Regions from separate parts of the Homo sapiens genome. Here all the other regions are linked to region 2. Evidence: chromatin contacts called from ENCODE Hi-C or POLR2A ChIA-PET data. All regions are on one chromosome and are shown on one strand. Each heading gives the region's core, a stretch centred on a gene start or an enhancer-like site at or near the end of the contact. The rest is flanking DNA. Distances are from core to core; before and after follow the strand shown. Region 1 holds the start of SDR42E1 (short chain dehydrogenase/reductase family 42E, member 1). Region 2 overlaps CDH13 (cadherin 13). Region 3 has its middle 64 kb from the start of PLCG2. Region 4 overlaps PLCG2 (phospholipase C gamma 2).

The links. Hi-C counts contacts between places; a loop is a spot of excess contacts on that map. ChIA-PET counts read pairs that join two places held with the same protein, here RNA polymerase II (POLR2A). Pooled maps may share reads with other maps.
Region 1: a pooled map shows a loop between it and region 2 (4-fold over the local background). The contact joins the promoter of SDR42E1 here to the enhancer-like site in region 2. A Hi-C loop is called at or near these places in 2 of 37 single-sample maps with no recorded cell type and 5 of 50 pooled maps. POLR2A ChIA-PET finds 5 or more read pairs at or near these places in 1 of 52 experiments (WTC11).
Region 3: a loop to region 2 is called in a pooled map, with 16 times the contacts of the local background. The contact joins two enhancer-like sites. A Hi-C loop is called at or near these places in 2 of 37 single-sample maps with no recorded cell type and 7 of 50 pooled maps.
Region 4: a pooled map shows a loop between it and region 2 (10-fold over the local background). The contact joins two enhancer-like sites. A Hi-C loop is called at or near these places in 2 of 37 single-sample maps with no recorded cell type and 5 of 50 pooled maps.

The regions. Positions count from the first base shown.
Region 1 is chr16:82,010,073-82,012,793 of GRCh38, reverse strand. SDR42E1 (short chain dehydrogenase/reductase family 42E, member 1) reads left to right here and starts at 1,324. Exons shown (of 3, transcript NM_145168.3): 1 at 1,324-1,407. RefSeq lists enhancers at 980-1,059, 1,070-1,159 and a silencer at 1,400-1,549.
Region 2 is chr16:82,652,426-82,655,289 of GRCh38, reverse strand. The region is part of intron 1 of CDH13 (cadherin 13); the gene reads right to left. Among named protein-coding and RNA genes, the nearest start is that of CDH13, 27 kb to the right of the region's middle. RefSeq lists enhancers at 770-819, 1,060-1,109, 1,160-1,369, 1,191-1,690, 611-1,810. Within about 2 kb of position 1,614, at least 13 of the 41 ENCODE cell types and tissues checked have a DNase peak (open chromatin) inside an H3K27ac peak, as active enhancers do.
Region 3 is chr16:81,713,965-81,716,879 of GRCh38, reverse strand. No RefSeq gene overlaps it. Among named protein-coding and RNA genes, the nearest start is that of PLCG2, 64 kb to the left of the region's middle. RefSeq lists an enhancer at 2,614-2,915. Within about 2 kb of position 1,384, at least 5 of the 41 ENCODE cell types and tissues checked have a DNase peak (open chromatin) inside an H3K27ac peak, as active enhancers do.
Region 4 is chr16:81,819,769-81,822,496 of GRCh38, reverse strand. The region is part of intron 2 of PLCG2 (phospholipase C gamma 2); the gene reads right to left. Among named protein-coding and RNA genes, the nearest start is that of PLCG2, 42 kb to the right of the region's middle. RefSeq lists enhancers at 162-311, 322-511, 692-791. Within about 2 kb of position 1,341, at least 3 of the 41 ENCODE cell types and tissues checked have a DNase peak (open chromatin) inside an H3K27ac peak, as active enhancers do.

The sequences.
Region 1 (2,721 bases), core at 75-2,574, 640 kb after region 2:
ATTATATTTTAAAAGAGTCCTCGGTGGCACAAGAATACTAACATTTAAATTCACCATTTCTCATGTTTATCCACACACTCTAAATCTGGGTATCCCTCAGAGGATCCTGTAATTCCCCAAAGGAAGTCTGTCTTCTTTACTGCATCCTCAGTGGGTCTTTTCTTCCTTAGCTGCTGGCCTCAAGAGCATATAGCTGGTCTCTCAGCCCCCTGAATACCCTTCCTCTTCTCTTCTAATTTTTATGTATCCTAAGCAGCCACTGCAAAGCTGTTCTTTAAGACTGCTTAGCACAAGAAGTCTCCTGTGACTTATGCCTGCCTAATAGGTGAGGACAAGACAGGCAGGAAAGCCAGAGCATCCTATGAGAGAGGCCAGTGCCAGGGACTGGCACTTCTTGATTTCTTCACCTGGGCTTCATTAATTTTTATATCCTAGGACTTGAGCTTTGTCCTTGTGACTGTGTGTGCTTAGTGAAAACTGAGCAGTAAATCAGGCAATTGATATGAACCTCTCTGAGTCTGCCTTTGGTACCAGATCTATCGGCAAGAGCACCACATGAAGTCAAAACTTCCATCCTCCAAGACACTAAAATGAAATCCTCCCCAGCCAGGGGTCCATTCCAGGATGCATGTCCATACACGTGTACAGTCTGCAACCATCCACAGAACCACACTCATGATGAGGAGACAAAAGATGGGCCTCAAAAGGAGACCTCTGAGTGAGGATGCCAACTTTCCTTTCTGCATTCCTTGGTTCCTTCAGCAACAAAGATTAGTCTTGGCATCACTGCCTGCTTGGCGACCAGAACAAAGAGAAATAAGGAAAATTAGGGACACAGGAAAACCTATGGGCACACATAGATATGGAAACTCAGAGATAATAGAAACTTAAAGAGATACATGGAGAGTGAATATTCTGCCTCCCTATAGAGCCTTTTCCATCATCCATCCACCCAAGCAATGCTGACCTGAGTGCCTATTTATCAGGCACTGGTCTTGGCCTTGGGGATAAACAAAGATGGAGGTGAAAGTCTAAAAGCAGACACTGGAGGTGGGAAGAGCAGTTGACGTGGCCCTAACAGGGTTCCCACCACGGCGGAACGCACAGACAGGGGACGTGGGGGAAGACGTGACCCTAAAAGGGTTCCCGCCACGGCGGAACGCACAGCCAGAGAACGTGGGGGAATTCATGAAGCGAACCTCCTGCTACCTCAACGCCGGTGAAGGTGAAGGAGACACCTGCGCGTCATAGAGACTCCGAGACCTCCAGGCTTCCTAGAGAGGCCCGGAAGTGGCTCCAGGAGGCAGGTCCGACGGCTTCGGCGCCCCAGCTGTGGTGATGGGTAGCTAGGAGGCCTGGGCCTCTCTGCCTGCTGTAGCCGTCTGCCGCGCCCTTGTTCCTGCAGCTGTGAGTGGGCCTGGGCTGGGGTTGGGGGGCCGCCGCCCTTCCGCGGGGACCCTGGACCGCCTCGGCCTGGAACGCGACAGGTGGCGGTCCCGGGGGTGGGGGACGGTGGTGAATGACTGAGCAGGGTGGCGGGAAGGAGTATCCCCTTTCAGATGTCTTCCTGATCCCAGGGGACCGGGCGCAGCTTGGCTTTCTAGAATGTCGCCAAGGCCTCAAACACTGGCCCTCCGCATTTTTTGTTTTTAAGGACATCGGGGCCCCAAGCTCCGAACTTTCCACAGGTGGCTGGCTATACTTGATTCCTGTCTTTGATTTTCTGCACACTTTGGGAGAACGATTACCTCCTCTTTATCACTTGGTTCTGGTTTGCCACTTAAAAGTGGCAGTGACAGGTTCCCATTTAAACTGCATGTATTTGTTGGGAAAAGGTAAGTAGGTTTAAACAAAACCTTATAGGCTAGTCATAATACCAGATGAATCAGATGTGACAGAAATTGTGGAGGTGGAGTGAGCCCTGAAAATCTGAGACGGGTCTCAGTTCATTTAGAAAGTTTATTTTGCCAAGGTTGAAGACATGTACCCATGACACAGCCTCAGGCGGTCCTGACGATGTATTCTTAATGTGGTCAGAGCCCAGTTTCGTTTTCTACATTTTAGGGAGACATGAGACAAGAACAGATGTAAGATGAACATGTTTTTCGGTCTGGAAAGGCGGGACAACTCGAAACGGGGAGGGGGCTTCCAGGTCATAGGTAGGTAAGAGACAAATGGTTGCATTATTTTGAGTTTGATTAGCCTCTCCAAAGGAAGCAATCAGATATGCCTTTATTTTAGTGAGCAGAGATACATGAATAGAATGGGAGGCAGGTTTGCCCTAAGCAGTTCTCAGCTTGACTTTTCCCTTTAGCTTAGTGATCTTGGGACCCCAAGATTTATTTTCCTTTCACAGTGATAAGATAATGACCTAAGCGAATCTGTATTGTCCCAGCCTTATTGTGCGGCATTACATGTAGTGGTTAAGAGTCATACAGACCCGGCTTCAAGTCCTGAACCCTGCCCAACCCCTTATGACCTGCATAATTTGTGGGCAAGGTTCCTAACCTCTGATCTATTTTCCTCATTTCTGAAAGCTGATGATAATACTAGTAACAACTTCGGAAGATTGTCCTGAGGCTTAAATGCTAAACCTTTAAACTACCTGTATTAATCCATTCTCATGCTGCTAATAAAAACATACCCAAGACTGGGTAATTTATAAAGTTAAGAGGTTTGATGGACTCACAGTTCCACATGGCTGGGGAAGCCTCATAATCA
Region 2 (2,864 bases), core at 365-2,864:
GCTTGATTGACCGGCTCATTGATTGCAACACTGATTACTAATGAATTTTCTTTACTGTTTGCCTCTGCCAATAAAGCAATAGCTCCATGAAGATAGGAACCTGGTTGTGCCCATTGCTATTTTCCTGGTGCTTGCGGGCATTCAGTAAATGTGTTGGGAAAATGAATGAATGTATGAACAGATGAATCCCCTGATACAATGGGAAAGGCAGGGAAATTATCTTGAGTTTCTTTTGGACTCCATCCTCCAGTTCTGGAAGCTTACCTGTACCCCAGAGCCAAGAGAATGACTAAAAGCATGAAATCTGGGACCACCAGCTCCACAGTTTATTTGCTATGGCTGTGGGCCTCAGCTACTTTGCCTGTATAATGGATCTAGTCACTCCATCTACCTCAGTAGTGTTGGGAGGGATGAAAGAACTGATACGAGGAAAGCCTTTAGCACAAGGCCAGGCACATACCTTTGTTAGCTGCTTCACGTGGTTAATACTATAACCTGAGAAGCTGCCCTCATCCTTTCTGTACCCACCTCTTCTGAATATGAAAAAAAAAAAAATCCTTATTTAAATCCATGGTTCCTTTGATGGTACAGCATTTGTATCTTTGCCCACGGCCCCATCCCCTAAGGATGTCTGCCCCCAAATAAAAGTTGTCAAACATTTTAAATGGTATTAAATTGTCCAGAAAATGGGAATGCCCAAAGCAGAGAGTCAGTCAATCAGGATTATTTGAGAGCTTCAAAAAGACAGAAGGAAGCCATTATTAGGTTTAAGAATATTGCATTCCACCTCCCACACAGCCTTTATCTAAATCTTCATTTAATTGGCAGCCTTCAGCACTGTCAGAATTGCATTCTGAGAACCAAGAGAAGTTTTCAAACATTCACACAATGTTATATGCTTGGCTCAAAACAACTCAAGGGGAAAGAACCATCTCTTCTGCAAGAGATTTGGGGATGCCCTAAAGCTGATGCTATGAGAGTTGGGAAACCGACCTTGAATAAGAAACCAAGACCACCATGTAAGTGTCAGCCAAAGACACTGTCCAGAGGTTTCAGGCAGAGAGACTCGGACCTGCTGTCTCCCCAGAATCTCTAGGTGACTCTCTAAGGGCAAGAATTCATCCTTTCTCTATCTCTCAGGACCTCCCCCACTGGCTGGTGCAGTGTAGGCCGGAAATAGATGTTTTTGCAATGACTAATGAGAATTTTTGCGGCTTTATGTCATAAGGGGAATCCTCTCTCAGGCCCATGTGTCTCTGCCTGAGTGATTCCAACCAGAAGCTGGGCTGGAAGAAACCTGATTTCTCCCTGTCCCTCCCTGTAACCCCGTACAGTTAATTAGCAAGTCTTATCTGTTGTGCTATATCTCATGATCTCTGTGGTATCTGTCCCCTTCTCTTCTCTCTCAGGGCCTTGAATGTGGTCTTCAGTCTTCTTCTCCGGAACTACTGCAAAAGGCATCTGTCTCCCATCCTGCGCCCCGGTGCAGGCACAAGCATGCTGATCATTGGAAAACCCAGATTTAAGAGCGTCTGTCACTGCTGCTGAAAAATCCCCCCTAGTTCCTGCGCCTCCAGGGTGAAATCCAAGTTTCTCAACATGACATGCACATCGTGTTTCTTAACCAATCCACCCCCTCCCTGGCTGCTCCCTCCTACCCCTGCAGCCCTGCACCTTGGCCTCCAGCCCCACAAGCAACTCTCAGCTTCCCCCAAGCATGAACTGCCAGCTCCCTCCACTCCATGTCTTTTCTTCTGCTGCTGGCTTTGTGCAGGTACATCCAGTCCCATTTTACTCAGTGCCTAATTTCTGTTGCTCCTTCAGGGCCCAAGTCAAATATATTCCCCAGAAGGCCTTCCTGGGTCCCTCTCTCTGTTCTCCTCCAAAGTTGGGCTGGTCTCTCCTCTGTATTTCCAACACACCTGAGGCTGAGCATACTTTTATTTATTTTTTTGTGTAAAATACACTAAGGCACTACAAAAAGGTGCAAAAGCCCAAGTATTCAGCTCAATGTTTTCCATGAGTTGCCACGTAACTGGCACTAAAATCAAGGAGAAACATTATCAGGTCCTCAGAAACCATCCACCCACCCCCTACCACCACCATGTCTTCTTCACAGACACTTGGAAAAACCGTTCAATAAGTATCTATCAAAGGTAAATTAACAAAATGGGTTTCCAAAGTGGTTGTACTCCCAAGCTCATTCACACTGAATGGACAATGTTGACTGCCTTGTCTGTTTACCCTTCTGAATTACAACATCCTGGGGTCACGGACTACCTTTTGGTCGCCTGTTTACCCCCAACTTCTACAAAGAGCCAGCACATGAATGAACGAATCAATGAATGAATGAGCTAATGAAGGAGTGGGATGAAGAACATACACTGTCAGTTTGAGCAACAGTTTTGATTTTCTTCTGGTCTTTGTTAAATGTGCCTCTCTCATTGGAACCCACAGTTACAGAAAGATTCTGGGATTCCCATCAGAACTCACAAAAGACCATAGGTCCACTAGAGATTGTCAGAGGAAAAATAAAAAGGCTTTAAAGGTCATTGGTTTTAACCAGAAAAAAAAAAAAAAAAACAATTCTAGGTAATGCAGGCCAGTTAAGTTGGTTTGACAGCCAACCTCAGCAGCAGCAGCAGCAGCAGCAGCAGCAGCTTCCAATATCTTTCTAGATTGGTTCATTTTCCAAGATCTGTAATTTTTAAATGAGGAGTAGGATCAAAGGTCAATCTCACTTCCTGGAGCAGAAGCTTAAGTATGGGCTGTAATCATATCACTGAGCAAACTTCAAAAGCTGCTGGTGCAGTGACAGCAACCACCTGTCTATCTTCAAACCAGATGAATGGCTTTTCTGATGC
Region 3 (2,915 bases), core at 135-2,634, 940 kb after region 2:
ATTATCTTTAAAAACTCTGATTCCCAAATATTCAGGGAGACTGATTTGAATAAAAATGAAACTCTGGGCTCCCGCACAGCTGGCTCTGTGTAAATTACTCTTTCTCCATTGCATTTCCCCTGTCTTGATCAATTGGCCCTATCTTGATCAATTGGCCCTGTCTAGGCAGTGGGCGTGGTGAACCTGTTGGGTGGTTACATACAAGAAGCCGTACATATTTAACACATACAACTCGGTGAGTGTGGGGATGAGCATACACCCGTGAAACCATACTGAAACTGCCTTTGCAAAATTTTAACAGGAGAAATGATGGCAGTGAAAGAAATCAGACCTAACCGACTCTATCTTGCTTCTAACCTTTAAGTTGTCCTTGTTCATTCCTGAACGTAAGTCAAACTAACTTTGGGAAGGAATTCAGTTCATGGCTTGACTCTGAAACAAAATTGGTAACAGCCCTTTCCTGAAAAGACCTCCTTCTTGCCTGGGGACCAGACTGCCTTTGCAGGACTAACAAATTAGCTACAAGATTAGAAATTTCAGTTTAGGGGTCATGCAGCGTCTGGCTCCAAGAGTCTGAACCTCCCCAAATTGCTCCTGGGGATAACATCATAGTCTATGCCATAAACCTTTCCATCTCCTTCAAAAGTTTCCTCCCGCCCCAGTTATTTGTTATTACGATTGTGTGTGATAATAACATCTCCATGCTTAGCAAATCTTAAGTATATACTGTAATATTGTTAACTATGGTCATTATGCGTATGGTACTTCTCAAGGGTTTTTCCATCTTGCATACCTGAAACTTCGTTCCCTTTGACCAATACCTCCCCACTTCCCCCTCCCTTCAGCCCTTGGCAACCACCATTCCACTTTCTGTTTCTATGAGTTTGATTATTTTAGATTCCTCATAGAAGTGGTATTATGCAGTATCTGTCCTCCTGTGCCTGGTTTATTTCACTTAGCACACATGCCCTCCAGTTCCTCCACGATGCTGCAAAGAGCAGGATTCCCTTCTTTGTAAAGGCGTAAAGGACACCACTTTGGAATGGTGTTCCATTGTGTGTATATATCACATTTTCTTTATCCATTCATCTGCTGAGGGACAATTGGGCCGATTCTGTATCTTGACAGTTGTGGACAGTCCTGCAGTGAACATGACAGTGCAGATCTCTTCTCTAGATCCTGATTTCAATTCCTTTGGATATGTTCCCAGAAGTGCGATTGCTGGATCATATATGGTAGTTCTGTTTTTCATTTTTTGAGGAAGCTCCCTGCTGTTTTCCACAGTGGCTATCCACCAATTTCCATTCTCACCAACAACGTACCAGGGTTCCCCTGTTCTCCACACACTCACCAACCTTTGTTTTCTTTTGTTTTTGATGATGGCCACACCTCACAGGTGTCAGGTGGTATCTCATTGTGGTTTTCATTTGCATTTCCTTGACGATTAGTGACTTTTTTTTTTTTTTTTTTTAGACAGAATCTCGCTCTGTCACACAGGCTGGAGTGCAGTGGCGCGATCTCAGCTCACTGCAACCTCTGCCTCCCCGGTTCAAGCAATTCTCCTGGCTCAGCCTCCCGAGTAGCTGGTATTACAGGCGTTCACCATTACGCCGAGCTAATTTTTTGTATTTTTAGTAGAGGTGGTGTTTCACTATGTTGGCCAGGCTTGTCTTGAACTCCTGACCTTGTGATCTGCCTGCCTCGGCCTCCCAAAGTGTTGGGATTACTGGCATGAGCCACCGCGCCTGGCCCCTTTGCCCATGTTTATTTCTATCGAATTCTGACAGACCTTTGCCCATTTTTTAATTGGGTTATTTGGTTTTTTGTTATTGAGCTGTAGGTCTTTTGCTTCTTCTCACATGTTTTCTAGCACTCCCCCTGGACCTGTTGGAAGCAGGTCCTCAATAATGAATTGCTGAATGCATGAATGGATGAATGAATGAATGAGGCCAAGCCCTTTTCCAAGATTCTCTGATCTCTTTTTTCTTATTGTGCTCTGGGGGAGCTTCTAGCAAAGTCTAGCTAGCTTTAGAGCAGCCTGTCAGTCACAAATGACAGCTCAGCTCACCAGGTTCTCATGCTGCACAACTCTGGGGAGCGCCATTCACACTGCAGTGTAAGAGACCGGAAGACAGCGCGTTCTAAGGCAGGCGCTGTAAGTGGGGCAACGTGGAGATGTGCATTGCCAGGCAGCCCCAGAGCTGTTTGTAAGAATCCAATTGTTGCCCTCTTGGTTGAGCTTCACACTGCTCCCAATGACAGGATTTGCCTTAAATTTTCTGAATTAGGCCGGGCCCGGTGGCTCATGCCTGTAATCCCAGCACTTTGGGAGGCCGAGGCAGGCGGATCACCAGGTCAGGAGATCGAGACCATCCTGGCTAACACGGTGAAACCCCGTCTCTAATAAAAATACAAAAAATTAGCCGGGCGTGGTGGCGGCGCCTGTAGTCCCAGCTACTCGGGAGGCTGAGGCGGGAGAATGGCGTGAACCCGGGAGGTGGAGCTTGCAGTGAGCCGAGATCGCGCCACTGCCCTCCAGCCTGGGCGACAGAGCGAGACTCCGTCTCAAAAAAAAAAAAAAAAAAAAAAATTCTGAATTAATACCGCTGTCCCCAGCACGGGGTTAGATCTCTGTTGGACTCTCACTGGGCCCATTTGGGGCTGGCACCAACAGTTGCTGGTTTTACTTGGAGGTGGGGGATGGTCATTGAGGTAGGTCCTCGCAGAGACCCCTCAGAGAGAAGAGAATTCTGGAGAGAAGGAAAGAAGCGCTAGCTATGAAGGGTGGGCGGGGCTCCAGGCTAGGTAATTAGCAAGGGATGCAGAGGCACCCGGGAACCCAGGAACCAGTAACCAGTAACCAGGGGAGCTATCACCACCCCTGGGTTGAAGGGCGAGGGGAGTACGTGGTGTAA
Region 4 (2,728 bases), core at 92-2,591, 830 kb after region 2:
GCATGAGCCACTGCCCCCAGCCCCGCCTTTTTCTTAAAAGGACCCTGTGAACACACTGGATCCACCTGGGTAACCCAGAATACTCTCCCATCTCAACCTTCTTCACTTAATTTCATCTGCAAGGTCCTCTTTACCAAGTAACATGACATACCCACAGGTTCCGGGGAGCAGGACATGGACATCTCTGGGGGCCATCAATCATGCTTACCACCTATGCCGACCCTTCAACACCCTGTCCACTGATCTGCAGAGGAGGAGAGTATTATTTCAAAGACAGTTTTGGAACATCTTCCCAGGAAAGCCAAATCTCAATCCCCCACACCCCACCACAATTGACAAAGCTAAGAGAAATTGATAACAAGCTCTAGGGCAAGCACAGAGGATAAAATTGAAAAAGGAAGAAAAAAAAGACACTCCCTATTTGCAGCATCTCTGCAGCGTAAGGGTGCTTTGCATACACACTGGAGAGTCTAGTCTCATCTTCCCTAGTTAACACAGGAAAAGAGAAGGCTCAGCGAAGTTAAGGAATTTGCCCAAAATCACACAGCCTGCAAATGGTGGATCTGGGATGGAACCCCAGGCCTGTCTGGCTCTCTCTTTGTGCTGCTCTGGAAAAAAAAAAAAACATCTTGGATCTGTCTGAGATTATTTGAGAGGGGAGGGGTCCCCAAAAGTTGTTTGCAGTAAAACCTTTTCTTTTGGGTAGGAAGTTATGCAAAGCATTTGCCACTGCCCCCAGTTGCTTGGCAAGTTAGCGGAGAAAGATCTATTTTGGGGCTCTGCGCTCCACTGATCTGTTCACCACCCGCTGCTTATACATTTTTTTCTACAGAGGCCACTTCCTGAGGCTTAAATGGGTTGGTCAGCCCAGCAAGACCAAGCCTGGCTCAGAGCAGCACACAAGGCAACAAGTAGGGCCAGCACTGAGCAGCCAGGAGCCCCCAGGACCCACCTCAAAAGGAAAACCACCCATCTTAGAAGAGGCAACGGCTGCCTGTCAGCCGATCACCAAGACACACAGCATTCGAGCCCTCGAGGAAGGCAACAGCCACCGAGGCTGCCCAACTACACATGTACATTTGTATTATTTCATTCATTCACTCATATTATTCAAGAGCCCCAAACTGGAAATACCTCCAGTATTCACCACTATGCCTTGGGGTGGTTTGTTACACAGCAAGAGACAACAATCCATTATTATTACTATGATATTTAGCATCTGCTATGTGCCAGGCATTATTCTAATCACTCACATGTTAACTCACTGAATCCCCACAACAATCTGATAAAGCGGGTAATGTGGCCAGGCACGGCGGCTCACGCACGCCTGTAATCCCAGCACTTTGGGAGGCCGAGGCGGGCAGATCATTTGACATCAGGAGTTCTAGACCAGCCTAGCCAACATGATGAGACCCTGTCTCTACTAAAAATACAAAAATTAGCCAGGCATGATGGTGTGCACCTGTAATCCCAGCTACTCAGGAGGCTGAGGTGGGCGGATCATTTGACGTCAGGAGTTCTAGACCAGCCTAGCCAACATGATGAGGCCCCCATCTCTACTAAAAACACAAAAATTAGCCAGGCATGATGGTGTGCACCTGTAATCCCACCTACTCAGGAGGCTGAGGTGGGCGGATCATTTGACGTCAGGAGTTCTAGACTAGCCTAGCCAACATGATGAGACCCTGCCTCTACTAAAAATACAAAAATTAGCCAGGCATGATGGTGTGCACCTGTAATCCCAGCTACTCAGGAGGCTGAGGTGGGAGGATTGCTTGAACCTGGGAGGCGGAAGCTGCAGTGGGCCAAGATTGCGCCACTGCACTCCAGCCTGGGTAATAGAGTGAGACTCTGTCTCAAAAAAAAAAAAATTGGGTAATGTTTCCCCATTATACAGAGGGGAAAACTGATATGCCCAAGATCTCCCATGAGGAGAATGGGGGAGTAGGCAGTGGTATATTCGGTCACTGGAATGCTGCTCAGCAACAGAAAAGGAAAAACTACTGACACTAGCAACAACATGGGTGAACCTTGAGAACATCACACAAAAGAAGTCGAATGCAAAACACAGTCTACTGTTTCATTCCATGTTTATGAAATTCTAAAACCAAGGAAAAATCCTGGATGACTCAAAGTAGGTTGGGGTGGCCTGGGGCAGGGAGTGTGCATGCTGGGGAGGGTGGGGGGCTGCAGACTGCAGAGGGAAGTGAGGGAACCCTCTCTCCTGCGATGGAAGGTGTTCTGTGTCTCAATTAGGGTGGTGGTTACACATGTCTACACATGTGTCAAAATGCATCAAACTGTGTACTTAAAATGAGTGCCTTTTATTGTATATAAATTAAATATGAAATAAAGTTCATTTTAAAAAGTTCTTAAAATATGAAGCACAACTTCCATTACCTAAAAGATCATAATCCTTAAAGATGAAATAGGACATCTTCACAGAAAAGCAACCAGATCCTAGTTTGGGTCCAGTGCTCCCTGGAGGGTAGTCAATGGGAGATATTTTTCTTTTGTGTTTGTCTATCTTTTCCAAAGGTTCTAGAATGAATCTGCATTTCTCTGATAATGGAAAATAAGACCTACTAAATGTAATTTTTAAAACTGAGCTAGGGCTAGGCACAGTGGCTCACAGCTGTAATCCCAGCACTTTGGGAGGCTGAGGCGGGCAGATCACAAGGTCAGGAGTTCGAGACCAGCCTGGCCAACATGGTGAAACCCCCATCTC